Regions from separate parts of the Mus musculus genome. Here all the other regions are linked to region 1. The links are chromatin loops, found by intact Hi-C in ENCODE. Cell type or tissue: heart. All regions are shown on one strand. Links, peaks and the distances in the headings refer to the core of each region. The heading gives the core; the rest is flanking DNA. Region 1 holds the start of Pik3ca (phosphatidylinositol-4,5-bisphosphate 3-kinase catalytic subunit alpha). Region 2 holds the start of Mynn (myoneurin). Region 3 overlaps Zmat3 (zinc finger matrin type 3). Region 4 holds the start of Actl6a (actin-like 6A). Region 5 overlaps Pik3ca (phosphatidylinositol-4,5-bisphosphate 3-kinase catalytic subunit alpha).

The links. Peaks named below come from ENCODE experiments on the same cell type or tissue, not always from the same donor. Only the 100,000 strongest peaks of a DNase experiment are listed, where the experiment ranks them.
Region 2: a loop joins it to region 1, with 7 times the contacts of the local background. A loop is called at or near these places in 3 of 42 quality-filtered maps.
Region 3: a loop joins it to region 1, with 3 times the contacts of the local background. A loop is called at or near these places in 3 of 42 quality-filtered maps.
Region 4: a loop joins it to region 1, with 2.4 times the contacts of the local background. A loop is called at or near these places in 2 of 42 quality-filtered maps.
Region 5: a loop joins it to region 1, with 2.7 times the contacts of the local background. A loop is called at or near these places in 8 of 42 quality-filtered maps.

What each region holds. Positions count from the first base shown.
Region 1 is chr3:32,394,311-32,400,864 of GRCm38, forward strand. It overlaps Pik3ca (phosphatidylinositol-4,5-bisphosphate 3-kinase catalytic subunit alpha), which reads left to right and starts at 2,755. Exons shown (of 21, transcript NM_008839.3): 1 at 2,755-3,182. In heart, for the core only: CTCF peaks have their summits at 1,965 and 2,618; DNase peaks (open chromatin) are centred at 2,101, 2,691 and 3,381; H3K4me3 peaks cover 3,277 bases; H3K27ac peaks cover 2,417 bases.
Region 2 is chr3:30,599,272-30,605,825 of GRCm38, forward strand. It overlaps Mynn (myoneurin), which reads left to right and starts at 2,816. Exons shown (of 8, transcript NM_030557.3): 1 at 2,816-3,424; 2 at 4,233-4,529. The coding sequence starts at 4,264. n-TVaac8 (a tRNA gene) reads left to right here and starts at 1,999; the gene lies at 1,999-2,071. Actrt3 (actin related protein T3) reads right to left here and starts at 599. Exons shown (of 2, transcript NM_029690.2): 1 at 385-599. The coding sequence starts at 578. In heart, for the core only: a CTCF peak has its summit at 3,003; DNase peaks (open chromatin) are centred at 1,610, 2,070 and 3,060; H3K4me3 peaks cover 3,596 bases; H3K27ac peaks cover 2,567 bases.
Region 3 is chr3:32,329,437-32,335,990 of GRCm38, forward strand. Zmat3 (zinc finger matrin type 3) reads right to left here. Exons shown (of 6, transcript NM_009517.2): 6 at 5,356-6,554. Among named protein-coding and RNA genes, the nearest start is that of Gm42201, 6.4 kb to the left of the region's middle. In heart, for the core only: no CTCF peak of the experiment used is centred there; a DNase peak (open chromatin) is centred at 5,675; H3K27ac peaks cover 410 bases.
Region 4 is chr3:32,704,952-32,711,505 of GRCm38, forward strand. It overlaps Actl6a (actin-like 6A), which reads left to right and starts at 3,595. Exons shown (of 14, transcript NM_019673.2): 1 at 3,595-3,929. The coding sequence starts at 3,905. In heart, for the core only: CTCF peaks have their summits at 3,498 and 3,710; a DNase peak (open chromatin) is centred at 3,690; H3K4me3 peaks cover 1,969 bases; H3K27ac peaks cover 1,303 bases.
Region 5 is chr3:32,450,996-32,455,995 of GRCm38, forward strand. Pik3ca (phosphatidylinositol-4,5-bisphosphate 3-kinase catalytic subunit alpha) reads left to right here. Exons shown (of 21, transcript NM_008839.3): 14 at 761-932; 15 at 2,866-2,972; 16 at 3,384-3,505. Among named protein-coding and RNA genes, the nearest start is that of Kcnmb3, 38 kb to the right of the region's middle. In heart, for the core only: no CTCF peak of the experiment used is centred there; no DNase peak of the experiment used is centred there; H3K27ac peaks cover 295 bases.

The sequences.
Region 1 (6,554 bases), core at 706-5,705:
CCATTACATACCTGGAGATTGCTCCTCTACAAAGATCTGTCTCCTCATTTATGCTGTACATAACAACCTCGCTGACCATATGGGTTGCTGGTGTGTCTCTATCCAAGCACTCATGCAGTCATTCCAGCTTTATGTTACACCTATCTGTCTTTCTTAATCTCCTGTTGCTCCCAGTCAGGTTTCCAGGATCCAGCTTCAGGAGGCATGGCACAATATCATCTTCAAGAACATTCCCTCAGTGACTTAATTTCCTTTTTCTAGGCTTCACCTCCTAGCAGGTCCAGTACCTCCCCATAACACCAAATTTTAACTTATAGTTTCAAAGGAATCAGCTTATTGTAGCTTTCCCCAAGCCTGGGCAGAACATCATGGAAGTTGGAGTGTAGTAGACTGTTTCTCACTTCTTGGAGCTCAAAGCAGAGAGAGGAAAATATAGGAAGAGACCAGGGCAAGATAGAGCCTTCCCCTAACCTCCCTGATCTACTTCCTCCCCCTGGGCCCTGAATCCCACCACTTCCCTACCACCACCTCCCAACACTGCCATTATACTATGAATCCATCAAAGGATTAATCCATTGATTTTTTTTTCAGAGCCTTCCTGATCTACCTGTCTTGGGAAATGCCACCAGACACACCCAGAGGTGAGTCTCAGCAGTTTCCATAGGTGTTTCTTGATCCAGTGAAATTCATAATCATTGTGAATCATCACCCCAGCAATGGTAGTAAATCCGAAGGCAGGAGAATAATTGTACATGCCTCTAACCCCATACTTGGAAGGCAGAAGCCAAAGGACCACCATTTCAAATTCATCCACAGAAGTACAGAATGTTCAAGGCCAGCAGGAGCTACTAAGACATTGCGTCAAAAAAAAAAAAAAAAAACAAACAAAAAACAACAACAACAAAAAAAAACCCAACCTAGAAACAAATAACTATGGTCATAATTTTAGTGATTTGGCATGAAACAATAGCTTTATTGTGGACATCTCGGCCTCAAAATGCTTAGGATGGTATTAACCAGTTGTGATGTTTCACACCTGTAATCTCAGTACTTGGTCTGATGAAGCAGGAAGACTGTGCTGAGACAGAGGCCAACCCATGGGCTCATGTCTAGATCCTGTCTCAATACATAAGTAAATAAGTTAATTCTAATAAAGGAAGAATTATGGTGAAATTATTTAATTCTGATGCATTTTGGTTTGCTTGCTTCACAGTCTAATAATATAATAATAAGTAACTTTTCTTTTCCTCTAAAGCATTTTTCTTTCAGTATTTTAATGATTCTATCCCACAGATGTGTAACATACTTTAAACATTTAGCAATACTGCAGAAAGAATTCAAGGCTGTAATTCTGTAGTAGGGGACTTGCTAGCATACACAAAGTCCCCAGTTTGGCCCCTAGCTTAAAAAACAAACAAACAAACAAACAAACCCAAAAAACCCAGCTGGGCGTGGTTTTAACCCCAGCACTCGGGAGGCAGAGGCAGACGGATTTCTGAGTTCGAGGCCAGCCTGGTCTACAAAGTGAGTTCCAGGACAGCCAGGGCTACACAGAGAAACCCTGTCTCGAAAAACCAAAAAAAAAAAAAAAAAAAAAAAAAAAAAATTAGAAAGCAAACTATTCCCAGCATAAAATTCCCTGACCAAGTATTATCTATTAATATCACACAGGAAGCACAATTTAAGTAATGATGCTTTTAGGACCTAAGATTAACTATGAAATTCAAGGTTATTTAACTCCTCGACCGGGGATAAGGGTGTTCTGAAACTGCCGGACACGACTAGTTAAATATTTTAAAACTCAGATTCCCTGGAATGTGAGATTAAAACGAGGCCTTAGGGTGGAAAAGAAAGAAAACAGGAAATACAGACAGTCCAGTAAAACACAGAGGAATGAATCCTTAAGACGAGGTTGAGGACGCGTGGCAGTTTTGAGTGTATTTCCTGTCCTCTACACTTTAAAAATTCCAGGGGGCACTAGGCTGCCGGACTTGGCTCTGACTTCGATTCTGGACCTTAGGCTTTTTCAATATGATAAAAGACCCGTAAGGAGAGAAACGCAGGATACCGACTGTCTGTCTGTCCGTCTGTTGCCGCCCCCGCCTCTCGACCAGGCTGGCCTCGAACTCAGGAATTCAGAGATCCGGCAGCCTCCTGAGTGGTGGGATTACTGGGGTTGCATCGTTTAAAAGTCAACATATCTCATTCCTTGCAACCAAAACCTTAGGCAGTACCTCACCACGTTGAATCGTACTTAAAGCCAGCATAACTATTTTGAAGCCTCAAAAATGAAAAAGTAACACAGCTTCTATAGCTGGGATACAAGGAAAACAGACTGGACATAGCCAAAGACCTCTAAAGACTGCAGAGGGCTATCGGAGTGGGTTACAATTTAAACCAGTGTTTGCAAAAGACTTCTTCCTGAAATCCGCATCCAATTTGGGAGAGCCACCCTTCATCTTGCCCTCCTTTCGTTTCCTCTTTGGGCATCCCTCGCTCCCGACTTTCCTGTCTGCTTCTCCCAAGACAGACTGCCGCTGGAAGAAGCTAATAGGTTTGACACGTCCGCCGTCCCAGGATGACACCACCGCCTGAGCTACGACTGCAGCGCTGACTCGCACTGCCACTCGGGGCGGAAGAGCAGGACGCAGGCGCAGTGAGTCACTGTTCCCGAACTTGCCCATTGCCCGGCCTCTTCTCCGCCTCACTTCCGGTCTTTGCAGCCCTGTTTCCGGGGCGTTGCAAGTTCGGCCCCTCCTCAGCTCTCACCCTCCTCTGCCCCAGGAGGGGGGAGCCGAGGGGGTGGGGAAGAGTTCGTTGTTTGTTTACACGATGTGAGCGGAAAGAGAGACCAATAAAGTTTATTCTGGAAACAAAAGGAAAAAGAGCCCGGGCGCCGGCGAGCGGAGCCGGGGGTGGGGGCGTGCGGCGGGGCCGGCGCCGAGCGGAGAGAGCGTTCGAGCGAGCGGCAGTTCCGGTGCCGCGGCGGCCGAGGCTGGGGCTGGGGCGGCCGGCGAGGCAGCGCTCGGGCCCGGCCGGGCCGCTCCGCAGCGGCGGGGGAGAGGGCCCGGGAGGCGGGCGCCGCGCCGCCCGCTGTCCTCTCCCTCGGCGCCGCCGCCGCCGCCGCCCGCGGGGCCGGGACCCGATGCGGCGGGAGCCGCGCAGCCTAGAGAAGCCGGAGCGTGAGTAGATGGCAGGGAGGGCGGGCTCCGGGCGGGCGGGCGGGCGGGCTCCCGGCCCCTCTCCTCGTACCCGGCCTCCGCCCGGTCCTCCTCCATCGCGCGATCGCAGCGAGGCCGGGAAGGGCACGCAGGGCCGCACGCCCCGGGGTCGGGTGTTGGCGAGCCCCGCCGCCCTCACTCTCGCCGGGCCTTCCTTTCCGGAGCCGGGTGTCGGCTCGCGGGCGCTCGTCTTCTCCGTGCCTCCCCTGCGATCCAGGGACCGTGCGGCCTCTTCTGCCGCTCGCGGACGGTGTCAGCCTCCGCTCTACGTGGGTAGATGGAAGACCAGCGGAGGGCTTGTGCAGCCTGCGTCTGTGGGGGACAGAGTAGACTGCAGCCCAAAGCTCGTGCCTCCACTGCGCCTTTGTGCACACGCGGGGCGTGGGCTCGCGGGACCCTGGGGAAACCGGCTTGGGTAGATAGAGCCCAGGTAGCTCCGGTCTGGCCGTTGCCACTGCAACTTTTGAATCACTTTAGACCATATTGGAAGCTAGCCTCTCTTGGTATTTGTTGACATCGTGTGATGTCGAATCTCTTGTGTTTAATGATGCGTTGTAAGAAAAGTCCTGGGCCAAGAAAAATAAAAATAAAAGATACTGTGTTGCTAAATTAATTTGGACAAATCAAAACACGGTGTTTTGATTAGTGGGCTCCCACTGCAACTGCAATCCAAGAATCTACCACCGTGTCTGTGAATTCAAGTTGTAAGGTATTTTTGTTTCAAACTAAAGCGTCGGGTTCTGGTTGACAGCGTAGATCACGGTATAAATAAACATCACGTGTTCTGGAAATTTTTAATTACCAGATTAACTGTTCTGCAGTATCTGTCAAAATTATCTGAAAGGGTACTGTTGGTTTGGTGTTTGGTTTTGTTTTTTGGGTTTGGGTTTTGTTGACTTAGGGTTTTGGGTTTTTTTTTTGTTTTTTTGTTTTTTTCCACCTCGTGTTGTGGGACTTTTTAAAGGGAGACAATAGGAAATATGTAGTCATCCATATTTTTTTTTAAATCGTTCATTTTTCAAAATAAGCAAAATAGGCAAGTACACATTTAAAAAAAATTGCAGAACGAGTGATTGAAGCAAATGTTACCACATCAGAATAGTAAAATCATCAGAAGGGAAATAAGGAACAAATGTTGCTATTTTATTGGTGACAGAGTATAATGCTTGAAAGCAAGCCTGCTCAAGTGGAAGGAGTTGAAAGATGAATACACAGATACAAAAACATTGAGCTTATCTAAGGTTTTTAAACTTTCAAGTAAGATGCCTGTAGATAAAGACAGGTCATTGAGTACAGGGAGCTAAGTAGAGCAGTGAGTTTGTGAGAGAGGATTCCCTTGAGAGCTGGATGTGTGTTGCAGACTGGTAACAGCACCTGCGGGTCCTAGACGCCTTGCTTCCCTCCAGCCATAGGTCCTCTATCCCCAATCACTACTCCCTTCAAAAACCGTCTAAATTTAGAAAGAGAATACTCATATAAAGTAGGCGGTGATAACTTTTTAAAGCCAGCTCACTGTCTTAGTCTTCTCTACTGAACAGAGTTTAAACAGTTGCAGTCATGTGCAGAGCCTTTGCTCTGCTGGTCTGTTTATTTGAAGAGAGCGAACTTAATCCTATTTGATCTCTTTAGTAGCTCGAGTGGCATTAAAAGGATCAGTCCTTTCTATTTTACTGTTCTATATCTCGAATTCCAGAGTGGGGGAATCTTTAAAGGAAGTGTTTATGAAGCATCATGAAAGATTTCCCCTCCACAAAAATACTTAGGATCTTTAAAATTATCCAACCTCAAAAATCTTAGAATATCATAGTTTGCTGTGTAAGGTATAGTCAAGTAGGGCTTTAAGAAAGTCTGGTTTCTTTTAAGTATTTTTTTTTTTAAAAACATGTCCTATGTAGACAGAACAACATCAGTTTCCCTGGGAAGTGGTATTCTAATGTGAGGCCAGGCAGGTAGGAAGAGAGACTCATTGACAAAACAGCATTTTCTGACTCCTTTCACCTCTGCCTTTAATCTTGTCCGGGGTCATTGCTCAGTTAATAGAGCTGGGAAACGGGCCCAGAGAGGTTTAATCAGATCACCTTTTATTTTTTAGATTTGCAGTAGTACACGTGTAATTGTGTGTAGTTCCAGGTCTTTGTTTGCTTGGTTTTGGTTTATTTGTTTGGGGAAGGATCGTGTGGCTAGTGCTGCTGTTATTGAGCTGGCATCTTGCAGTGTGGTTTATGGCCTGCAACTGGGGTACTTTTGCCTTCACTTAGCTAGGATCACCAGCATCCGCCACCTTGCCTGGCTTCTTCAAGTTCACCAGTACTTTTCAGTCCTGGCTACACAGTCATCCTAGGGAACAGCTTTAAAATTGTGATAGATGCTGATGTACTTTGTCTGACATGGAGCCAGACCTGGTTCTGTTGTTGTTTTAAAGTTTGTGAAAATCTAATGGACAGGACTGTGAAGCCCTGTCTCTGAAGAGCCAGTCTGACTTGCCTTGGTCCTGGTTCCCCTTCCCTCCCATACTGCAGCTCCCTGGCCTTCCCTTGCTCTCCTGTGCACATGCCTCTTGCACTTCCTGCAACACTGGTCCTCTCAGTCTTGCTTCCCTGGCTCGCTGACTGCCTCCTTTGAGAAGTGCAGCTTGGGTTAGGTGTTGCTGCTTCCTGTTCCCATGGCATCTTGTCCCCCACTGTAACCAAATTTCCTCACTGCATTGTCATCTGTTTGTCTGTGTCCTCCACCAGGATGTGAATTCCAGGAGGATGGGGACTGGCTCTGTCGGATACACAGTTATGCTAAAGCACACTGTAGGCAATTGGATGAACAGCACCTTGGTGATGTTTCTTTATAATGTGTATAATTCATAAGTTTTTCTTGCTGCCAAATGCATTTTTTTTTTCACGAAAAGTACATATCCTTGAAGCTGCTGCTCACATGGCTTTCATTTGGAGACATTTGAGAGGTTATAAATTACATCAAGTAGCTCTCCATTACAAGCACACGCATGCATACTGCCAGCAGATGGACCATTACTAGGTCCCCTGAACTGGAAACCTGGAGACTGGAAAGCATTCAGATCTTCCTTCCCCCCAAATGCTGTGTCTCAGGGAGTCTTCAACTCTTCAGCCTTTGCCGTCCTCTGTCTCAGAAAGTGTTGGATGTCTTTGTAGTACTCAGTGATTTAGCCTTAAAATTCAGGGCAGCAAAGATAGCCTTGAAATGAGCCAGTGCTTCCTGGCAGAACTAGTTTGGACAGAAGTCCTGAGCTGTGTAATGGGGGTGTTACTGCCCAGTAGAGAGGGTGCGTTCAGTTCAGATCCAGGAGAGTTTTCCACTGATTTA
Region 2 (6,554 bases), core at 933-5,932, 1.8 Mb before region 1:
AAACAGCACAGCTACTTTTCTCTGCAGTCATTTTGCTTGGCTATTTTTTTCTCTTCTTTGGAGAATGTGACTTCAAAAAGTTGGAAACTTCCCACATTCTGGTATAATTGTAAATAGTTCAAGAGACCACACCGCATGACAAAAGTCACACGTCAAGCCACATTCTTACGCAGGCACATCTAGCATGAACGGCCACTGTATGCTTGAATATATTTGTGTATAGAGAACAGAAGTTTTTGTTTGTTTGTTTGTTTTGGGTTTTTGTTTTTGTTTTTTGTAAGGAGTGGCCTTGGGGTTCCTTCCCTGGTCCTTTCGGGGTGGCTTTAGCTATGGGCTCTCCACCCACTTCCACAAAGCCCCCAAGACTGCAGAGTCCCGCAGTACCTGATGGATAGGAAGCTCCTGCGCTCCTGCGCTTGATCACCCACACACAGCTCCTGCCTGCTGTCCGCCGTATGGCCCTTGGACCGGCCCAGAATATTCGGGTAGACAAACTGGGGCTCCCGGGTCCCAGCCAGGCCCGCCTTGATCATTCCCGAGCCGTTGTCGATCACCACTGGTGGCTGGTAGCCGCTCATGCCGCTGGTGCTGCTGCATCTGCGCCTCCAGACCGCTCTTCCCAGGCTGTGCGGTGACAGGTGTTGGTAATGTCGCGTCACAGAGGACCCGGCCATCTGCTGGCCCGCATGACATGAGTGAGGTGCCTCCTGCGACCGCTTTCCATGGGTTGAGCATCACCGCTGCTCCTGGAAGCTCTCAGCATTAATACCAGAAAACCGGGCTACCCTTGCAAAACATAGAAATCTAACAATTTGCAAGAACCTTTCTCAAACACGCTGAATGTCTATTAAAAAAAAATTCTCTTAAGTCCTTGCACTGTGGTTAACAGTAGTGTTCCAGGGCGAGTGGGAAGCTGGAGGAAGACCCTTAACACCGGCCTTGGAAATATCGCTACAGGAAGGCTCTGCCTGGCTTCTGTAAGGATCAATTTCAGGGAGTGCTGGGGTGTGAAACGAGTTTATGTTCTGTATAGTAAAGTAAACAACGTTACATCTTTCCTGTCCTTTCTAAAGATATACACAAAAAGGCAAAACCTTTTGGGTTTTGTAAGATGGTGCATTTTAGCACAGGCTGCCCTCGAACTCAGCGGAATTCCCCTCTTCAGGCTCTGAGTTCTGGGATGCTCGGCTCCCCTCCTTCCCCTTTTCTTTTCTCCGTTCATTTCTCTCTCTCTCTCTCTCTCTCTCTCTCTCTCTCTCTCTCTCCCTCCCTCCCTCCCTCCCTCCCTCCCTCTTCCCCCCCCTCCTTCCCCCCTTATTTCATCCTTTTCTTCATCTTCTGGATTATATCTCTAGGTCCTCCGAAGCTAATTTTCATTTCCTGAGGTTGATGTTTTAGGAATAAGAACATGTCTGCCATTTGGTAAGAATATAAATGCCTTAGATCATTATGAAGTTCAGTTCAGAAAAAGAAAGTACACTGCGCAGCAAAAAATGAACGTCTTGGTGTCTGGTTTCGCGCATCCTTTAGGGGCTTTAAAACAGCACACAAATAGAAGCTTTGGTTTCGAAGCAGGATGGGGAAAAGGGTAATTTACACGTGCTTCCACCAAAACCCGCCAAAGCACTGTACTGCGCCAAATCACAGGCCCTGGCTACAGCGCGCCGCTGCTTCCCAGCTGGAGGAAAGCATAACCTGTCTAAAATGAGAAAAAAAATGAAATTCGGCCAGGAACTAAGTGTGCCTGCTGGTCTCTAGTGGTGTACCCGCCGGGCTTAGCAAAACAAGAAAAAGACAGAATGAATGAAAGGAAGGAAGGGAGAAAAAGAAATTGCAAACAAGTTCAAACTTTTAAATAGTCTCAGCCTGTTAAGTTAACTGTGCTTTGTTAATATTTTTTCTCTCTCCTCATTGAAAAATGCATAAACCTTAAACAGGTGTGAAACGTATATGACGACATCACATAAGAAGAACATTTCAACACACCAGTGCAACCAAGTTTCCGTAGTGTAGTGGTTATCACGTTCGCCTAACACGCGAAAGGTCCCCGGTTCGAAACCGGGCGGAAACATATCTTTTAAAACGGTAACCCGCCCATTAAAGAAACGACCTTGAATCAGCTGTTTTAATGTTGATAACAAACGCCCCAACACACAGACGAGAGCAGCAACAAAAAGGGCTGATGAAGTAGGTAGCTACTGATTCTAGAAGGCATTCTCCCAATCTCTAGCCTCTGAAGCATGTCTGTATTCAGTTTTCTCCCCTCGAGATTCCATTTCCCCCCCCTCCTGTCAGGCTAAATTTTGTTCTTAATTTATATGTCAACTTCACTAAATATTTCAGAATTAACACATTATCGAAAGGGTTTGACAAAAAGATGAAATTAAAAAGAAATTTATACTCAGACATATAAAAAAGTAGCCTCAACATTTTTCTTATAAAAACGACTCGTGGTTTTATTCACAAATTCTTCACAGAGATATAAGCAAAAAGATTCCGGTATGGAAAAAACTCTCAGAGTTTTTGAGACTGTCTTTTAAATAAAGTCACAGGTAAATTCCTTAAAAAGCATAAACGTAACTTATACCAACAAACGTTTCAGTTGTGCTTTTTAAGATTTATGACGTCCGCAGGTTCTAGGGAAGAACACATCAAAACTTAACTTTGCTCTTCTCCCTTTACTGCACTAACTCTGATTTCGAGGTAAATAACTGTGCTAAAATTATTCTGGTTCAGACGTAGGAAAACCTTTTCCGGTAGAAAGCCCACCTTCCTCCCACGTTGCGCATGCCCAGTGTGCCCTGCTGCTTTGCTTTGCTTTCGAACATCTCATCTCTGTTGCCAGGTAAGGGCATTCTGGTAGATGAGCTTTGGTGAGCCGGTTCAAACAGAATTCTGGGGGTCCCAAGAGCTTTCGGATATGCAAAAGAGGAAGGAGTGATTGGTCTCGACTTAAGCATATCCCTCCCACTCGCCCCGGTCAAGAACCAGGGTGCACAACACAGTCATCTCCACTGGAGGGGCGCTAATGAAGACAGGATGACAGGCGAGGAAAAGAACTACAACTCCCAGCATGCAGCGCGCAGCGCGGTTCCCGGAGAGGCCGGCTCTGCACTCAAGCCCGGTCTCCATCCAGAATCTGGGCCGACAGCTGCGGGCTGACAAGGTGAGCAGCTCGCACCGGATGCGAGTGAGCAAGGAGGTGTGATCCGGAGACCTGGGCATGCCGGGAAGTCAGGGCTCTGAGACCCAGCTCGCCGGCCCTAGTAGACTTTTAGCGTCCTATCTCCGGTGTCCCCAATGGACCACACACCCGGACGTGACGCTATCGCAGAGGAGGAAGGGAGAGGCGGAGCGTCGCAGTGACGTCCTCCCAAGATGGCGGTGAGAGAGTGAAGAAACTGTTTCCCTTGGGCGGCTACGGGTGAGTGCCGCCCTCTGTCTGGCCTGTCGTCCCTGCGTTCTGGGATCCCGGGGTCTTATGTGGTCCGGCGCCTCGGAGATCGAGCGCGATTCGGGGCGGAGGAGGGTGTCTAGGCAGAGGCAGCGTCCGCGGTATATGTAGTCATGGCCGGTGCCGTGGGAACTCGCGGGAGTGCAAGCTGGGAGTGCAAGGCAGCGGTGGCCGGGGACTGGCTAGGACTGTCGCCCTCCGCCGCTGCCAAGCAAGCAGCGGGCAGGCAAGGGGTGTGTCCTCCTCCGGAGAGTGATGGAACCTTTGACACAGCGGGTCGGGGCGTTCCCGCCCCCTTGCACTTGCCTGGAGCTTGGAACCTCACCATCTCTGCTTACAGGGTTCAGTGATCAGAGAGCAATGGGAACAACTCGTATCGTGTTCTTATCCTGTTTCAAGGAGGCTTTTCTTAGTCTATTTGTTTAAGCACCTTCAGGTAAAGATGCCTGTTGGAGCTTAAAAGTTTGAGGGGTCAACTCTAGAAGCTTAGGATTTTACGGCCCTGTTTACAACTGTGACATGTTTTTTTTTGTTGTTGTTGTTTTTGTTTTTGTTTTTTTCACTGCCTTTTATTGCATTAGTGTTCTAGTGCAGTAAAACAAAGAAAAGCATTTAATCACCACGAGTGTTCGATGAGGCTTTTGGGGGTTGGGAGGCAAAGGAAGAGCTGTGTTCTTTGGGTTTAGTCTTTTGTCCCACACTCCCTTACCGCTGCATGGGTGAATGTTTGATGAAAGCTTACGGCTATCAGTTCACCGTCTCTTCTTGTCTTTTTTAGATCAAGGGTGAAATCCCATTCTGCTAGCAAAATGCAGTATTCACACCACTGTGAGCACCTTTTAGAGAGACTGAATAAGCAACGGGAAGCGGGATTTCTTTGCGACTGTACCGTAGTGATTGGAGAATTCCAGTTTAAGGCGCATAGGAATGTGCTTGCCTCCTTTAGTGAGTATTTTGGGGCGATCTACAGAAGCACTTCTGAGAACAATGTTTTTCTTGATCAGAGTCAGGTGAAGGCTGACGGATTTCAGAAACTGTTGGAGTTTATATATACAGGAACTTTAAATCTCGACAGGTAAAGTACATGTTTTTATTCAGTTATAAAATCTAGTCTTTAGAGCTAGATTCCTGTTTTTCCAGTTTGCTCTCCATGCTCATTCTCAGTGTTGTTACACAACACACACACACACACACACACTATAGCTTCAGTAGAACTGTTGAGGATGAAAAGATGTTTGGTAAGCACAAAAAACACATTAAAGCTGGTGGTGGGCGGCAGAGGCAGGCAGGACCTAATAAATTCAAGGCCAGCCTGGGCAACAGAGGAAGTTCCAGGACAGCCAGGGCTACACAAAGAAACCCTGTCTTGAAAAAACAAAAACAAACAAACAATACACATTAAAGTCAAGAATTCCATCTGACAGACTTATTCACCAAAAAAAAAAAAAAAAGGCTCTATTTCAATTTTGCAAATTCTGAATTTAAAGTAGGTTTTCCTTTGGTCTTCATGTCCCTCAGGCCCTCTCTCACACAGTCTCTGTCCGTTGCTGCTTCTAGGGTATTTGGAGTAGAGTTGTTGAAGAACCACCTCAGGCCTCATGGCCTCATGGCCTTCTAGTGCTCATATTTAAATGGCAACGTGCAGGACTTTCTGATTGTGGTTCTGGAAAGTAACTTCGTGGAAATGCAAGTAGCATTAAGTCTGTTCCCGTTGTCAACCTATCCAAAGCTTGAATCAAGCCAGAGGCATCACTGTGTTTCTCTTAAGGGTCTTAACCGTTGGGCTCCAGAGGTGCATTGGTCAAGTGCCTGCCGTGCAAGGATGAGGACCTGATTTCGGGTCCTTAGCCACCAAATAAAAGCAGTTTTGTGATACCAGTGCTGCTGGGGTGGAGCTCATTAGCCCGCCCGCCCGCCCTCCTGCCAGCCAGCCAGCCAGCCAGCCTAGCAGAATCTGGGAGCTTCTAGCTCAGGGAAAGATCCTGTCTCATATAATAGGGTGTGAAGGGCAACAGAGGAAGACACGCAGAATCGTCTGCGGCTTCCATACACAAATACACACACATCTGCATGCATGTGTGCACAGGAACACACACAGACTATGCCAAAAGATGCTTATTGCTGCCCCTTTATAGTAAGTAGGCTCTTCAGAGTCTTATAATAGAGATATATTGTTTCCTCTGTATAAAAGCTAGGCTGATAGTCATACATTCCTAGTTGTGGGAGAAAAGTAGAAAGGGCAGAAGCAAAAAGGATCTGGACAGATTATGCTTGCCTTCTTTCCTTCATTTCTAATAGAAGCATGCGCACAAGTAGGGGAGTGGCTGGTAGAACGGACTTATAGGCCAGTCGGGGTGGCGCACGCATTTAACCCAGAACTTGGGATGCAGAGGCAGGTGCGTCTCTTTGAGTTCTGGGCTAACCAGACTTACTGAAGGAAAAAAAAAAATAGACATTGGAATTGTGTCTTTCTGATTGGCTGATCATATGTCACCTAAAGGCCTCCGTGAGCCTTAATCGCCTCATAAAAGTGAGATAGTAGTAACTATATTGGTATTATTGTAAAAACTGAGTGAAAGGTTACTTGAAGCCCCCACTGGGCAACAAACACTTGTTTACTTTATATTTTATCGTCTTTATTCTCTGCCCTCTTCAGTTCTACATTTCTTAGAGGAAACTTGGAAGGGAAAAACGCCCATGAGATTGTGCCACCTACTGACTAGGACTATTAATATTTTTCATACACATCCTTTTCCAGGCCATCTCTACAGATGTATGCCTGTACACAGTTAAGATCCTTTCCTTGTAGCTTGCAGCTTATCCCATAATAAGAATGTACACTTCTTATACATGCTAGGATCAAAACACCTCTTGTTTTTTTTTTTTTTCTGAAAAGGAAGTATTCATGTTTTAGAATTGTTGTATTGGGATAATGAGCAGAGATAAGTTAATCTTCCACAATAATTAAAATTTGGTAAATAATTGATGAATTGAATGGGCTGAAGAATATAGAGTATTTAATACTAACTGCAGATCAGTGGATTTTGAGAGAGTTTTTTAATTTTTATGTTTTCTTTTTTGGTTTTTTTGAGATAAGATC
Region 3 (6,554 bases), core at 899-5,898, 65 kb before region 1:
TCACCCTAAATCTTGGGCTGTATTAGAATTACCTAAGGTGCTTACAACAGTCCCTAGACACCCAGGGACATGGTGGAGTAAGAAGTTCCTGAGGAAAACTTCTCTGCTTTGCTTCAAGTCTCCAGGTAATTCCAATTGCTACTAAGTGTGGGAACAACTGCTCTAACTTTAATATGACCACAAGTCACCTGGGGTCTTCAATAAAGACAGGTTCTAATTCCACAAGTCTACAGTGAGACCTGGGGCCAGTATGTAAGTTCCAAAGCACTGGAGTAAGTTTCTAGATTCCTCATACAAGCCTGTAGGAAAGAGGCAGCTAGAGAGATAGATCAACAGTTAAGAACACTTGCTGCTCTTCCAGACAGCCTAACTTCTCCAGGAAACCTGATGCCCTCTTCTGGCCTCCTAGGGTACCCACAAACATTACTAACAAACAAACACACACACACACACACACACACACACACACACACACATACACACACACACAGCAAGTCTTTAAAGAAAGAATAAAAGAGATTCTTATCTGTGTCTCAGTTGATGGAGGACTGGCCTAACATGCTGAGCCCTCGTCTGACCCCCAACACCAGGCATGGTAGCACACCCCTATGATCCCCACACTTAGAAGTAAAGGCAGGAAGATCATGAGTTCAGGGTTTTCCACTGTTATATAGGAAGTTTGAGGACAGCCCGGGCTACATAAGATCCTCCTGTCTTAAAGAAGATCATTTAAAAAGAGAAAAATAATTTATCATAGATGTGTTGAAGTATTTGCTATGAGGAAATACTGAATGGCCCCTGTGTGCCTACTGGCAGAGGAAAAATTATAGTGTGTTCAATAAATCACATGGAAATAAGGCAAATAACAACACTCAACAGACTACATATCATTAGTCTATAGGTACTGAAAGAAACACCGAACTCAAGAATATAAGTCGAACTGTGAAGGAAAGGATGAGCCTCTTCTGAAATGGAAACTTCTAGTTTCTGTGGAATTAGTTATGTCAACTGATGTTTTGCTGGGGCACACAGGTAGAAGGCTGTCTTGCTAAAGCAGACACGTGAAAGAATGTTTTTCTAAAGTAGTCACGGGTAAATGGATGTTTTCCTGGAGCAGACATGTGAAAAAATGTTTTCCTCACGCAGACACAGGTGAAAGGATGCTTTGATCCAGCAAACACGGGAAAGGACCTGTGATGAAGGAGTATGAATATGACCCCACAGCCAGTGGGAGATGAGCACTAAGCTTTGCTTTGGTTTCCTCCACCTCTCTATTCTTCACTAACAACACACATGTATTGGATTACCTTACAAAATGTTGTTGAACTCAACTTGTGGCTCAACTCATGGCTCAACTCGTGCCATTGAGAGAAACTCACCCAAGGACTGTTTGTAAGATTCCTCTAGCAGCTTGTCACTTGCAGCAGTCTTGCCTCAGGCCAGGTGGCAAGCCTTGCAGTTTCTTCAGGATTGAACTACAGTTGCTGGGTTTGTGCCTGGTGTCACCTGCAGAAAGGACTGGACTGCAGCAGATGGTTCATGTGTGGTATCTGCCTGCCCGAGAGGACTGGTCTGCAGCTGCTGAGTTGTATTTGGTGTTTGCTACAAGACTGAACTGCTGACCAAAAAGACTGAGCTCGCCTCAAAAGAACTATTGCTGACCAGATCCAATTTCCCATCTCCTAATAACGTTTCCCTTCCACTACCTCTGCTGGGTGGTAGGCTAGAGGAGAGGTTGAACTCTTATTAAGAGTAGGTTGCAAAAATTTATGTTTACACTCTTCTAAATCTGTTTTCTTTGAAAATAGAACAAAATAAAGCAGTCTTAAGAGAGGGCTGAGCTCTCTGTGCTATGGGAAGACAGGTCTACTTGATTATCCTATACAATCTGCATGCATTGAATGCATTTTAATTCTTCATTTATGTGGGGCCGTGGGTGTGGGGGGGAGGGGGAGGGGGAGAGAACCCACGTCCTGCTAGAGTTCCGATGCTCTGGGCAGGTGGACACAGGAGGACTGCGCACACTTTCCATGCTGTGTTAAGCCACTGACCCCACATGTCAGGTGGTGGACAAGGGGCAGCCCAACTCCCAGGTTCTTGGTCTCTGGCATCCCACACTGGATACGGCAGAGGAGCTGAGAACAGAATAGGGGCCCTGGGGATGAAGGGAGGAGAGGGCAGGTGGCGCTGGATGGTTCCCATCGGTGAGAGTCCTTGGTCAGGTCCATGGCTGGAGCACAGGATGGCCTTCTGGCAGGTTAGACTCGGCTCATTAGGAGAAAGCCCATCCCATCATTCAAGCATGGCAGGCCTTGATGATCAAAGATGGTCGATGGTTTTAGAGCTTTATTGTAGAAAGACAGGGAGAAAGGAGAGAAGGTAGAAAGAGAGAGGCTGGCCATGGCCACGTGGAGAGAGGGGGTAAAGGATAAAGAGAAGGAGGGCTAGAGAATAAGAAAGGTGAGAGCTTAAGAGAGCGAGGAGGGGCCAAGCAGCCCCTCTTATAGTGGGCTGGGCTATCTTGTAGTTGCCAGGTAACTGTAGGGGGGGGAGGGGAGCATACCTGGCTATAGTCAGGTAACTGTGGGGGTGGAGTCTAGCCAGAATGTCAGAAGCTTGGGACATTACCTGACTGGTAGTCACAGAATTATGGACAGGCACCTGATTCTGGGAATGTGGCTCCACTTTCCATCCCTAGTAGATTTCTCTATTGGGTCACCTGAGCAAGCCCTATTCAACCAAAATAGGCTGCCTATCACAGTCCCACAGACTTATATATACCTTCATACACTCATATGCTTAGAACTGTCATTTATAATAGCCAAGGGTAAACAGAAGGAACCAAAATGCCCACTGATGGATGATGGGTAAGCTCTATGTACCTCTACATGCAACGGAGTACTATGAAGGCAATTTTGGCATGTAGTCCAGTGCTGAGAGAACCTTATGCTTAGAGAAGTAAGACGAATAAGGCAGGGAGCGACAGACTTCCCCTGCTGTAAGACTCCTCAGGTAGTCAGCTTCATAAGCTCAGAGGGCAGAATGGTGGCCACCAGGCCCTGGGGAGGGGAAAACGGAAGGTCGTGCTTGATGACGTTTCAGACTGGGCAGATGAGAACCACTGAGGGGCGGGATGGTGGTCATGGCTACACAACAAAGTAAGCGGATCTGATGCCACCTTAAAAATGATTACAGCAACCCATTCTTTTATGCACGAGTTACTCACTTAAGTCCTTAACTTTAAAAGTCAGAATAATTCCCCAAACTAAAAAAATGGGTTATCATGTAAGAGAATACACACTCAAAGGTCAAGCCACACTGCTGGCTGTTTGTCATGACACACTGGTGTCACCAAAAAGGGCAAACAGACCAGCTCCAGAAACTAAAGAACTAGAGTAACTGACAGCTCAAGGGATGGGAAAACAGCTTAAGGGATGGGAAAACAGAGTGAGTTCAGGATCTAGCTTGTCAAAAAGATAAAAGAGAAAGTCATTTTTAAGATACTCCTCTAAATGACCTACAGTACAAAGGAAGGGATGGAAGGAACTCTCGACCAGGCCGGCCTCGAGACAGTGAGCACTGGGCATTAGCACCAGCCTTTTCCAAATGTCCTGTCTCCTGAGCTGCAACTCACTGTACAGAAACTATTCTGCCCCTGCCCCAAACACATCACATTCAGGAAAAGCTTAGAGCTTCAAACTTGGTTTTTATGCTGTCCCAGTGACTCACTCTCACACGCTGTGCCTTTATTTCATTGTTTTTCTCACTTCCCCAGTCTTTTTTTTTTTTTTTTTTTTTTTTGAGGATCTAATTCCTTGCTCCCGGTGTAGAGACTTGCACTTACGATCACTTCATTCTCAGGTCTGTTCTTCTTGTCCACATGCAGCAAAATGTGGAGTGAGGGGGTTGTCTGGTTTGGTTTTTAAATAAAACAGGCATTCTGAAAGAACTGTATTTGTTTAAAATAAAATAGGCATTCGCCACAATAATTACTCTAGCAGCTTTATCAAGGGAAACATTCACCAATAGTTATTGAAGACACTATGTCTGAATTTTCAAATGAACCTATGTTTTGCTGCACTTACCAGTAAAACGCATATCCTCCACATTTTCTTAAACCTAAATCCTGACTTTAAGCTCCTCACAATGGCTAGATGCAAGCTTTGAAGAGTCCACACGGTGGCGCTAAATACCTATGGGCCAAGTCTATAACCCAGTGAACTGTTATGAAAATCAGAGCAAAGGAGCCTCTGGCAAACAAGGATTAGATAATGAAGCTAATATGAAAGCCATCTTGTTCTTGTCTGGAGGGAAGGCTGCCGTCCAAAATACATTTGAAGTTCTAATTACATACCTAAAAACCCAAATGGCAAGCCTAACTTACCAGCTTCTCTCTCTTCCAAAGGCAGGTCTACCTCTGGTCGCAGAGGTAGATTCCAGGGCCAGGTACATTCCAGGGCCAAGTACACATCTCATGTATGTTAGGGGGTTACACGTGTGTTAGACACATTTATATTAAGATTTTTTGTCTCGGTCCTATTAACACTCTCATTGCACTGCAATAAACTGTCTTCATTTCTAAGTTCTCAATAGTTTGAGTATCCCACAAATAGGATAAATTTTTGTGCCCTGAGCTCAAAAGACAAGTCTTAAAGCTCTTCACAAACACTGGGTGCGGCCTTCACACTCTCCTATCAGGTCACCAGTGGCCTGGGAATGTCCGGTGTGGTCTTACAGGCAGCTGTGAGGCATAGGCTGGGGCATGACCTTGGACTGAGGGCCAAGGTCCCCATCTGGGAAAACCTAGAGCAAGGAAACCTGCAAGGCTCCTGGGACTTAGGCACCTCTGATGGCCCTCCTCATCCCATCTTAAAACTTACAACCTACTTTTCAAACAGACATTTAAATTCAAAGCATGATGCATGCACTCCACAGCACTCCAAAGACTCTGTGAGGACTGCATTCCAGTGACTATGTCCATAACCCCATTTCATAGGTGGAATGCCCAAGAGATGAGTGAGCGTCTGCTCTCTGATGTGTTTCTTTCCAGGAGCAGGAGTTGTCATTCTTCTGGGTTCATTCTCTCAGAATTTGAAGAGAACATAAATATCAGAAGGTATCACAAAACAGAATACACCCCGGTCCCAGGTTAGCTGGGAAGGAAGAGTCGGAGGTGGATGGGTAGCTAGGCCAACTCCACAGCAAGTCCTCAAATTCAGTATTCTAAGCCTTGGAAAGCACACAGTAGACCACATACCGCTGTGAACTGGGAGCGCACATCCCACCTGAAGTATGGGGATGACAGCTGGGTGCTAATCACTGATGCTAACTTCCTCCCGACTCAGAACCGAACGCTTTTGAGACAAGACTCAGAAACTGTTTTATTGAACTGAACACAAAAAGCCCGTTACAATGTCATCAAGCCTTTATCAGAAATCAGTACATACATGAGAATACACAGCCAAGATGAGCCAACGTAAGTGGTCTAAGCTTAAATAACATTCAGACTTCTGTATTTATTAGGCTGAAGGAAATAAAAACCAAAAGAGCAATTTCAATTTCACAATTCACAGTTGATTGGTTTGAATCCTGTGACGTCAGTCAGCTCTGTAGCCCCAGAACATAGACTGGCCCACTGCCCGGTGGCCTGCTCAGACACTCAACGGCCAAGTGACAAGTGGGGAGCGTGATATGACACAGCCCCACTTTCCGGTTTGGACTGGCATTTCTTAGCTGCGTTCTTTCTAGTGAAACAGCAAAAGCACATTTTCGGTTTGCCACACTGATCACGTGAAAGGTTCACATTCTCTCGGCTTCCTGCTTCACTTCTAACTTAAGACAATAACTGAATTAAAACGCACCCTTGACACTGAAAGCAAGATCAGCTTTGCTTCTGGATCAAGAGCACATACCCCAGAGAGGACATGTATGTCTCAGCAGACAGCTGGGATGCTTGACAGAGTAGCCTGGCATACCCAATAAGGCATTTCGAAGGCAACACACAAAACCCATGCCAGGTCACTACAGTTGACTGGGGGTGGGGGGTGGGGGGCCACAGGTGAGCAGAGTCAACGTGAGACTTACAAAGTGACACACTGGCTTACAGAACCTTTGGTGGGTGATCAGATACTGAAAGAAGGCAGAACAACGACCAGCCACGTCCAGGAGGGTTTGCTCCCGAGAGGGCTTTGCCCTGCCTAAGACAGTATCGCTCACCCTGACTTATGGAGTCATTTCTTAAAACCAACAAAAAAAGCATCAGGTAGAGAGTGCATGAGAGGGGTCAGTGATGGAGAACACCATTTTCACGAAGGGGTGGGGGGAGGGGGGGTCACGTGACCACTTACGTAGCCAGAGTGGTCATAAAAGCCATTTAAAGACAAAAACAATCAGACAGACCCTGCATGAGTTGGTGCTCAACAGTGCAGTGAGATTTTAGCAATTGCTTTGGACTCAATTAGAACTACAATTTATATAGCTTGGCATGGTGGTACATGCCTGTAATCCCAGCACCAGGAGGTGGAGGCAGGAGGATCGGGGGAGTTCAAGGTCAG
Region 4 (6,554 bases), core at 822-5,821, 310 kb after region 1:
ACTCAGACTGCGCCATGTTTCAGAGACACGGGACAAAACACAGACAACAAACCAACACAACAAGCACATGTTTGTTTCTGGAAACATAAGACAGACACTCAGAACAAAGACACTGGCCTGCAACGAACACAAAAGGGGATTCCCCCATTTTCTCTCTGTCCCTGGGAGAGTTTCAAAATCTACTTTCCTCCCGCGCCTGATGCAGTTTCCAACTGCGGCCATCCGCCTGATTATAAAATCCTTTTTTTTTTTTTTTTAAGATTTATTTATTTATTTATAGCTGTCTTCAGACACACCAGAGGAGGGCGCCAGATCTTGTTACGGATGGTTGTGAGCCACCATGTGGTTGCTGGGACTTGAACACTGGACCTTTGGAAGAGCAGTCGGGTACTCTTACCCACTGAGCCATCTCACCAGCCCATAAAATTCTTTTTATTAAACCCTTTTATTTCTCTCGCCAAAAAAGCAGCTTCTGGAAGCTGCAGCCGACTGCCTGCCTGTTGAGTTCCTAGTTCCTGACAACTCACTGCTGAACCTAAGTGAATCCAGCGCGCGGGTTTTAGCGCTGTTCCAGCTTAGCCTGTACCAATCTTCTCCGGTACAATTTTTTTTTTCTTCTTCCACAGAGCGCCAAACCAGCAGTGCTTCTTCCAAATGTACTCTGCCATTCTCAGGTCCTGAGTTGGTTCGCCAAGTTGTTGAGGCCGGCCAGCCGCTCACATGTCCGGGTTCGAGCCTGGAAGGCATCTTGGAACTGAAAGAAAAGAGAGAGCCTAGGCAGGTTGAGAAATAATGGAACCAAGTCAACTTTAGTCTGCTCAAGGTTCAAATTTTTAATGGCGGACACGCTTTATAAAAGAGGGGGGAAGTCCATTCCCGCCAATTCATCCTTGGAGCCCAGAACCAGCTGCAGGTGATGATGTGCAGGATAGGGCATAGTCTCCAGAATAGCTCTCAGCAGGTAGCAGTATCTTGAAGAGGAACAGCGACAGTGGCTCAACAATAGAGTGATCTAGGGAGGAAGGCTCCACCCTAGATAATCTCCTTAGTGGCAGCAAGGTCAAGTTCTGGCTCAGCCTGCTTCGGGCTTATGGGAGGCTACAGTTTAGATGTGTGTTTTCATGTGTTTAACATGTGATTAGTCATATCAGGCACACTGTGAAAAAGTTAATTTTCTATAAAGTTTACCTAATTGGTTCATTAAATGAAGTCTCTACTCCAGTAACATATCAAGAGACTGAGCTCAACTGAAATTATGAATGATCTGCTTTCTAATCTTTCTTACTTTATTAAAAACATCTGAGCACAGCTTTTCAACATTGTTACAAGCTGTCTTCTTTGCTTTTAGATTTCTGTATCCTCTGGGTTAGGTGCAGTGAGCTCAAGATGTTGTAATCAACCCTGCTGAACAGCTCTGGTTTCTGTTGAACCCTGGAGAGTATGGAACAAATACTTGATTCTTCTTCGGCCCAAAGAGGTATTTTTTTAATAAATAATTTCTTTTTTAAAAGATTTATTTAGTCATTTTATGTATATGAGCACACTGTACCTATCTTCAGACACACCAGAAGATGGCATCGGATCCCATTACAGATGGTTGTGAGCCACCATATGGTTGCCGGGAATTAAACTCATGACCTGTGGTAGAGCAGTCAGTGTTCTTAGCTGCTGAGCCATCTCTCCAGCCCCCAAAGAGGTATTTTTAATTCTAAGGTTTATTCTCTTAAATTCATGAGAGATCTTGCAGATGGTATTGGTAAAGGATATCAATCTGTAAATCCATCAAACTTGTAAATGAATTGCTAGATATTTAAATGATAGTGGTTTAACTGTACTACTATATATTATAAAGTAAAATAATATCTCTCCAATTTTTCATTATTGGAACCATAGTACTTATACATTTATCATGTATATATCTATTTGAGGCAGGGTCTTGCTATGTAGCCAGTATGCATCCCTTACTGGCCTGGAACTCACTATGTAGACCAGGCTAATTTCAAACTCACAGAAATCCACCTGCCTCTGCCTCTTGAATTCTGGGATTAAAACTGTGTGCCACAATGCCTGGCTTGGAACCACAGTCCATAATAACCTATCAGTTTTATTTAGTCAAACATGAAAACATGACTGGAAATAGAATTGTTTTGGGGTGCTGATCGGCAGTGAGCACTGATCATGGGGACCACAGTACACAGCACTGAGGCAGGCTGTGTTAGGTGTTGCATACATTGAGAAGTAAGCAACCCCTCCCACAGGTCACTTGGCAGTAATGTGCTCTACATCTTAACCAGACACATCACCTCAGGCACAGCTGTGAATAAGCTTGGCTATGCTCCAGTAAAACACAGCACAAGGTTTCTGACATGGGAGTATCATAGTATTCTTAAAACTGTTTTTGAATCATTTAAAATGTAGTAATACACACACGGTGGCATGTGCCTATAATTCCAGTACAAGGAGGCAGAGGCAGGAGGATTACAACTTGGAGACTAGCCTGGCCTACACAGTGAGACTTTCTCTCAAAAAACCCAAATCCAAACCATCACTGTCAGCTCACAGCACACAGTGTCAAGTGAACGGGAGAGCATTTTCTTACTAGCGTTATTCCTGAACCTATGACAGACAGGTCAATTCCTGCCACCTTAATGGCAGGGAAATGGATGAGAGTTTATTCAACCCACCTAAGGTTACAAGTAGCCACTATGTAGCTAGACCCTAGACACTTCAATTTAAGCACTGCTACCAGGTACAGAGCTACATTACACTTGAGCTTTGGAATGGCAGGACTGGTTTGGGCCTTTGGTTATATAGATCAGGCTATCTAAGGCCTAGAGAAGCAGAGGGACAAATTGTTGCAGTAATTTGGGGTAAGAAAAGACAGTGTTCTGGGCGACACTGATAGAGATGTAGACTAAGAACAGTAGACACGGATTGGGGAGGTATTTACAAATGGGTGCTTCCTTGAATAGTGCTCCACTTGCTTGGTGAATGATTTTCACAGAAATGAAAGAAACTGAAGTCATGATTTTTAAATGCTATCTAAATCTAGCTGGAAAAATGTACTGTCTTTTAATATAAATAGCCATTGTTTAAAATGATGGATCCTATTATTATATCTGATTTGCTGATTAATTCAAAGTGAAGTGCACATTTCTTTTTCAAGTATAAATGTTAGTTGAAGTATTTCTGCTTAAAAAAAAAAAAATTCCGAATTCATCACAATCAAAGGCCAGGGATCTCTCCCAGGTAACTAACTCAAGTTCCAGATTCCTTGCACTCAAGTTCCTTTGGCTCCTGGGGAGCAGCCATCCTTTAGAACCAGAGCGGTTGATGGCCTGAGGCAAGCCTCTTAATTCCCAGTACCTAATTAACTCACTCTCGAAACCCGGCCCACTCCTGCACCAAGCCCCTCCCACTCGCCCGCCCACCTAAGACTCCTCCTACTCTATTCGCGCGCGAAGCACAGCTCCACCCACTCCCCCCGCCTTGCTCCTGGAAGCTCGGTCCACCCTACCGGCCGCTCGCGAAGCTCCACCCACCTCACCCGCCCGCGAAGCTCCGCCCCCTCCTGCCCGTACCCCAACACCTTCCCTTCTTCTGTCGCTTCTCCCTCTCCCTGCCCCTACGGATGCCTTCCATTGGCTAAGACGGCTAAACCGCGCGGGGATGCAGCAGCGCCACACTCTGATTGGCTAATGACTAAGCCGGACCCTTTGTCATTGGTTGATACGAGAAACCAGCAAGAGTGGCTGTGCAGCGGGCGTGCGGCCGCTGCTTTGTTGCCGGAGGGGGCGGCGTTGGAAGTTGCAGGCTTGCGGGGCCGGCGTTCTCAGGGAGAGGAGTCACGCCGCTGTTATCTTTCGTCCGGTAGTCTTCGGCCAGTCCCCGCCAGACAGTAGCCATGAGCGGCGGCGTGTACGGCGGAGGTGAGTGAGCGCAGCGGCGCCTCGGGGCGTGCGGACCGGAACGACCGGCCTGGTCCCTAGTCGCTTCCGTTTCCCTCCGGTCCTCGGCGGGCCCTTCCGGTCTTTGGACGGTGCTTCCGGTCCCCGTATGGGCCACGGCCTCTCCTTCTCTTCGGACCCGGGCCGGCGCGCAATAGGTTTCCGGCTTGTCCCGTCGCTGCTCCGAGATGGCCTCAAGGAAGGGCCTTGGCGCGTCTTACCGGCTGGGCTCTGATGGCAGTCCCTGGCACGCCGGGTCCCTCACTGTACCGGTTCCGCCGCGCGTTGGTCCCGGGCAGCTCGCGGAGGTTCCGGGCCCCCGGGGTTGGCACTGGGTGCGAGTGGCGCCCGGTGTTGCGGCTGCTGCTCTGGGTCCTTCAGCAGCCACTACAGCCTGGACATCGTTCCAGGCGTGCTCGGTCCCCAGATGAGCGGATCCCTGAGGTACAGGCTGCAGTTCTCCTGTCCGGCTGGGCGGGAGCCTTTTCTAGATCGGCGATAACGAAAACAAGGCTTCTAAGTACTGTTTTGTTTAAGAGTAGTTACCTAGTTAGAGACTCTCCTCTAGGGGGGATGTTGACAGGAGATGGTGCTGCCATCCCTCACGTTAACGAAGAAAAAAATATTGGCAAGAGTTAAACAACCAGCTCAAAGTTTAAAGACTCGTTGTAAATTGGGAGCAAATTGCTTCTGGGATGAGGCAGGGGTATTCCTTTCTCTGCCGTGTACAGGTAACACGCACCCATCAAGAGTTAAATAGTATCCTCACACTAACAAATCTATATCTGCATTGAGTCAGTAGATCTGTGCCCACTCATTTTAACTGCTGTGTAGGGTTTTCTGAGAATAAACTATAGTAGTTTCTCTAGGAACGGTAGTCTTTTCCCTGGCAAGAAGTGTGACAGTAATAATTACCGTTAGCTAATATTTATCGGCTTATTGTTTGTCAGCACTGTAAGTGCTTTATACATTAAAACATTCAAGGCATTTAGTCATCCTATCCTATGAGGTAAGTATTAAATACATTTTTCGGATTAAACTGTAGCAGAGAAGTTAGTAAATTACCCATCTCACATAGTGTATTAGTCATTTTTCAGTTGCTGTGATTAAAAAAAAAAAAAAAACCAAGAAACAAAAAAACAAAATCAGCTTCTAGAAGAAAGAGTTTACTTTAGCTTATGATTCCAGAGAGGTAAGAGTCCAGTTTGAGAGAGGTATGGCAGCTAACAGCAGGCATGATGGTGGGGCAGGAATCTGGGCTCACGTGTCCAACCTCAAGCATGAAGCAGCTGGAAATAGTGGGGGCTTTAAACTCAAAGCCTGTCCCCCAGTGACAGCTTCCTACATCAAGGCCCACATCTTCTAAACCTCCATAAACAGCACCACCAACTGGGGCCCAGATGTTTAAATATCAGCGTCTATAGGAGACATTTTCATTCAAACAGTTGCATATGCATCTCCTTTTAAACTAGGAATTTCTCCAAACTGGGTATGTCTAAACTAAATAGCTCTGTGATTCTCTTTGGGTGCCTCTTTGTAACTAGCACCAAACTGGGTAGATTGGGCATAGATTGGCTTTAACTAGAGAAACAGAAGAACTTTTAAGGCCTTAGCATTTGAGTAATGTAGGTAAGTAGGATTAGTGTTTTAAATTTTGAGGGGGACCCCATTGAAAAACCAGTACTGAGAAACCCAAGTGCATTATCCTAGGAGGCCTGCTGTTTGGGGTGAAGTATTTGGAAAATATACATGGAGGCTTTTCTCTAAATTAGACTGAAAAAGATTGCCAGCTTTTTTCTTACCACTAAACTGTCTCCTAAAGTCTGGAATGTGTAACTTAAATGATACGTTCATTAAATGCTTTTTACTTGGCCTGTATAAATTACACTCTAATTTCCATGCTGTGCAGTTTTCATATTTTGCTGTGTTTCTTCATTTCATGAAACAAAACATAATTCCCCATAATTGATGAAATTGTACTAGGATGTATTCGGTGGTTTTTATTTTTCTTTCCTTTGTTTGTTTGTTTGATTTGTTTTGTGCCACCAGATTCCCTTGCTGTCATTTATACACATCTTGTGCCTGTAGAGATGGCCTCTGGGCTTTCTCAGCCTCTGGTTTCAGCTTTGAACTTTGATTTGGTGATGGTAGGGTAACTATACTTTTTGCCTGTGCTTTTTGTTTTAGTATAATCGTTAAAAGCTGGTGTTCCCCACCCAAGTTAAAATGCCCCAATTTGGATGCTGCATTATAGAGTCTTCCTGGGATTGCAATCTGAGCTTGGCCCTCCCTCCCTGAATAGGCAGCTTAGCTCTGCATCATTCAGCTGTTACCACAGCTCTCAGCAGAAACCTTCTAGGTTCTGGGAACAGTTTCTTCTTGTTTCCTCAGTTTAAGGATTATGAGGGCAGTCCTTTGTTCATCCTTCTGTACCTGGACTATAGAAGTTTATAATTAGTTCCTTTAGTAAGGAAACTACTACCTGCTGTCAGTGTACCATGGCTTTCCTGATTAAACCTCCATTGATAAAACAGTATGACTTGCCATATTTTAATTAAATACATCTTGAAGGTGCATTTAATACTAGGTTCATGCCAGACATGGTGG
Region 5 (5,000 bases), core at 1-5,000, 56 kb after region 1:
TTTTTTGTACTTTTTTCCTGTTAAAGTAGGTATTTAGAGAAGCTATGTTTAAAATAAATGTAGAGGCAGTTGGGAAAATGTAAACATGCTTGCAGGAGACTTGGAAAACTCAATTAGCTTTTTACCTGCTTCAGTTTACTTTATTATTCTCCTTTTCTACTTGCTCCTTTTGTATTTTACATTGAGATTAATGAATTAAAAGTAGCTAAAATAAAGCCTAAATCAGTAGAATACCTAGTTTGTTATTAAATTTACACCTCCCTACCTGAAACACTTGGTTATTTTCTTCTAAATTGGTCGGTTTTAAACGTTTGTGTTATTGATTAAAACATGTATTGGACTAGGAAAAGGGTTTTTCTATCTTTTGAGAAAGCATATATGCTAATTTAAGACTAGATTAAGATCAATACCTGAATTAGAATAAAAACCAAGCTCACTGCCTGGCTCCATGTATTTGCTATTCTGTATATGCTCTTGATCAAGATTACAGTTTTGTCTTATCTAGACACTTAAAAAACAAACAAACAAAACTACTTGTAGGGCTGGAGAAGACAGCTCAGGGATTAGAGCTCTCCCAGAGGACCTGAGCTGAATTCCCAGTACTCACATGACAGCTCACAACAGTCTAGCATTCTTTTCTGGCCTCCACAGGTACTGAATGTACATGGTGCACAGGCAGAAATGCAGGCAAATACCCATATGCATAAAACAAAAATAGAAAGACTGCGTATACACAGATAAATTTTGCCTATTCTTTTAGATCTGAGATGCACAATAAGACTGTCAGTCAGAGGTTTGGCCTGCTATTGGAGTCCTACTGCCGTGCCTGTGGGATGTATCTGAAGCACCTGAACAGACAAGTAGAGGCCATGGAGAAGCTCATCAACCTAACGGACATCCTTAAGCAGGAGAAGAAGGATGAGACACAAAAGGTGTGTGAGCGGCTCTCCCATTGCTTCTGGAGACTTCCCTTGAAGTTGGAGCACAGTGCACACGTAGAGTGTAGTTCTTACAGTTTGGATTTGAGTTCTACTGCCTGCCAGTTGTGTTGTAGATATATTATGTGGGCTCCTAGGACTCATTTTCTTCAACTGTAAAATAAAAACAATACTTTAAACATAGTGCTTGTGAGAAAGAAGCTAATCACGTGACAGGCAAAGCACTTGTCACCTCCTTTGAGCATGCCCACTGTGTGCTCTTTTACATGGCTGTAAGTGATGTAATTAATAATGTTGGTCATGATTCCAAAAATAAGGAGCAGTGAATTTAACTGGCCTCGGTGCACCTGTCACACTCAGGTCCTCGGGACCTCCCACCCTCTTCTCTCACTACTGCCAACTGAAAAGCAAGCGTAGCCTCCCCTCGGTGAAATAGCAGAATCCATTCACCAACTCATTCCCAATACCCAAAGAACATAAATTAGTATTACAGAATCAGTTTTTTCCCAACATCTATGTTAATAATACTGAAAAGAAAAACAACTATTTTAAAGTTGGTGCATTCAAGCTAAAAGAAAGTTACTGTATTAATTTAGAGGCCTTAAAATATGTGACTGAGTTGACTCTTTGAAAGTGCAGCATATAAACTCAAATAGAGATTATTAGAAAATATGTAAAAGTGGCCAGAGCATAGCTGTTGCTGGTACATGAATGGCAAGCACAAGGTCAGCCCCAGCAGCACACCAACCAGGCTGTGGTGTAGTGTCTTCTGTGGTACATGTGCGTGAGTAAAGAAACGAGTGTAAAAAGACAGATCAGAAGGAATTGTGCTTTTCCTGATGTGATGAACCTGGGCAACAGGGCACTGCTTTGAAACTTAAAGAAAAAAAATACTTCTATCTCAGGAGCTTTGAAAAGATAATTTCTTAAGCATGTATTCTGTGCTCAAGTTTGCGTATTAGATAATGACTCTTCTACAGTGGCTTCATTAAAAAAGAGGGGTTCATGACTCAACTCACTGGCAGCCTGAATGAGATTATGGTGAGGACCTGAAGTCACACTTGGTTCCTGTAGATAGCTTTGTGTCTATACTAGAGTATGGATGGCCCTGTGCTAACATTGGAGGCAAACAGAGATCTCAGTCTTTTTACCTTTACTCAAAAGTCTGCTAGTGAGAATTTCTAGCTGTTCACTTAATAGAGAGAAGTGGGGAACCTCACTCCAGATTTTAGGGGGAGAACTGCGCGTTACTACCGGAACCTCTTTTGTTCCATCACATTTTTTATTTTCAATAAATGAACATTTCCTTTAAGTATGTCCGATACTGCTTGATAGTTCTGAATAGATGGATAGATCTATACAGTATAAAGTGCATGGAGTGTGAGGTTCTCTACAGCAAATGCTTTTCTAGATTTTTCCATCCTCACTCTTTTTTACCTAACTGTGAATGTTTGAAGTTCTCTAACAGAGCCTAGAAGAGAGAATACTAAGCTGAAATCTAAAGTAGACCGGTCTTTTCCTTGTGCTCAGATAAGGACCAGCAGACCTTCTCAGTGCAGTGCCAGGGGCCAGGGCTTGACTCTTTCAGACCACATAAAACTTAGCTGTGAAAGCAACCAGTATACAAGTGGCAGGGCAAGGTTTTAATGCACATTCATTTATGAAAACCATGGCTGGTCAGCAAGAAGTACTTGAGAAACTTGGCTTAGAGTCACGTCATCCAACAGAGCTTGCCTTCTGGAACCGTGATCCCACCCTGACTCTCCCCAATAATACTGCTGCAGTCATGGACTTCCCAGGCAGCAGAGTTGGCCTGGCCTAGGGCAGAGAAGCACAGAGCACTGCTGCAGTCCCAGTGTCAAAGGAAGCAGCAGCTACTTTCCCCTTATGAACTGCACTTCTCATTCGGGCTGTGCTTTGTTATCAGGTACAGATGAAGTTTTTGGTTGAACAGATGAGACAGCCAGACTTCATGGATGCTTTGCAGGGTTTTCTGTCCCCTCTGAATCCTGCTCACCAACTAGGAAACCTCAGGTAAGGTTAAGGCCCCTTGTTGATATGTTTCAGTAAGTATTTTTCCATATAAGTCTTAACAAAAATCCAACCCTCCAATTCTTATAAGACAGCAATAGTAAAATAGCCTTAAACTACAGCTACATTTATTTAGTTTCTGCTACTTTGATAATAGTTTAAATCTTTCTATGGTTATAAATTCTGATATCAGGGACAAGAAGTTGGAAATGGTCTATATAAAACGAATTATGTATTCTTAGATTGGCTGGAAATTTATATAAACATTTTTAAGATTAATGTTTATTGGTTTTTAAAATTTTTTAAGTCTTATAAAACTTGAAAAGGTTATATTGTGTATGAATTTTAAGTAAGCCCAAAGACCAAGAGTGTAAAAAGTTAAAGTGCCTGGTAAAGTCTTAAACTCTTTTACAGGCTTGAAGAGTGTCGAATTATGTCCTCTGCAAAAAGGCCACTGTGGTTGAATTGGGAGAACCCAGACATCATGTCAGAGCTACTGTTTCAGAACAATGAGATCATCTTTAAAAATGGCGACGGTGAGGAGAGCACAGTGAGCTCATGCTGGGTGCACGCTGCTGTCTTTGTACACAAGATGTTTGTGAACCATGGCAACCGTTTAACCGTTAGGGAGTGCAGCACGCACGACATCTAGAATGCTTTACAGTGTGTCTGTGGAGACGTCTGGGGAACTGGGGTATTATGCTTTAATATCTGGAGATACTAAAGGTCTGCAGAGAGTAGGCATATGCAGACACTCCTCAGCTCCCCTATCTGCCCTGAAGGCAGACCCTCCTGCTATAAGGAAGTCACTTGTTCTGAGTCTTAGCAACCGGGTGAGATAACTGAAGGCTGACTCCTAGAATTCTGAGTCGAGTACTCCTTTCCATCCCCCTGGGAGTGTTCATAAGTTAGGAAAGCAAAAATAGCAAGTCTCTGCCCTTATTCATTCCTGGGTCAGACTGTGAATTAAATTGACAGAAGCCAGACTAGCAGGAGAAAAAAAAAGTGTGTGTGTGTGTGTGTGTGTGTGTGTGTGTGTGTGTGTGTGTGTGTGTGTCTGTGTGTGTCTGTGTGTGTCTGTGTGTATGTGTGTGTGTATGTGTGTATGTGTGTGTCTGTGTGTGTGTGTGTCTCTGTGTGTGTGTGTGTGTGTCTGTGTCTGTGTGTGTGTGTGTCTGTGTGTGTGTGTGTGCTTAAGAATTCACCCAGAATATGAGACTCCAAAGAAAGACCAAAGCTGGTCCATTCTCCTTAGCTACACTGGGGCTGAGGAAAGCTGACATTACAGGAGGGGAATGGTCAGAACTACATGAGTAAAGGTGGTCTTGACACTACACTGAAGCAATCTCTCCATCAGAGTTGTTTGAGCTGGACACAGAGACATGCAACTGTAGTCACAGCACTTGGGAAATGAAGGCAGGAAGCTACATAGCATATTGAAGGACAGCCTAGGCTACGTGAGATTCTGTTTCAAAGAGTATCATCTCAGAGAAGTCTTTAAATAGGTGACAGTCAAAACCTGATCTCAACCTCCAGTTGACTGTCAGCCTGGTATCAGCCTTCCCCAAGTGAGCTAAAATGTGATCTCCTTCCGAATCGGGAGCCTTGGAATCCTTGCCTGCCTTGGCTTACTTCCTGTATGCAAGGGTGGTTTGTATAGCATCCAAAATATCTGTGTGCTGGATCCTAGGACTATGGCAGAGCCTGCCCTCTATAGCTTAAAGTTTGGACAAAGACTTTTCAGCAGCTAATTCCAAAAGTGAAAGAACCATGAGACAGAGTGCAATCTTCTGAGAAACTAGGGCATTTATGTGGAGAACGGGCTACAGGAAGAGGGGCTCACCAGTGGCTTGTGAGAAGAACAAATGAGAAAACAGTGAGTGCTGTTGGCCCCAGGATTGCCTTATAACCAAATTTAGACTTCATTCTTCATAAAGGTAAATATTTTAAATAGACTTGGAACTTTTTGAAATATCTTGTTACCAAGATGATTGTGCAAATATTTTAGAACTGGATTAAAAAATTAAAGCG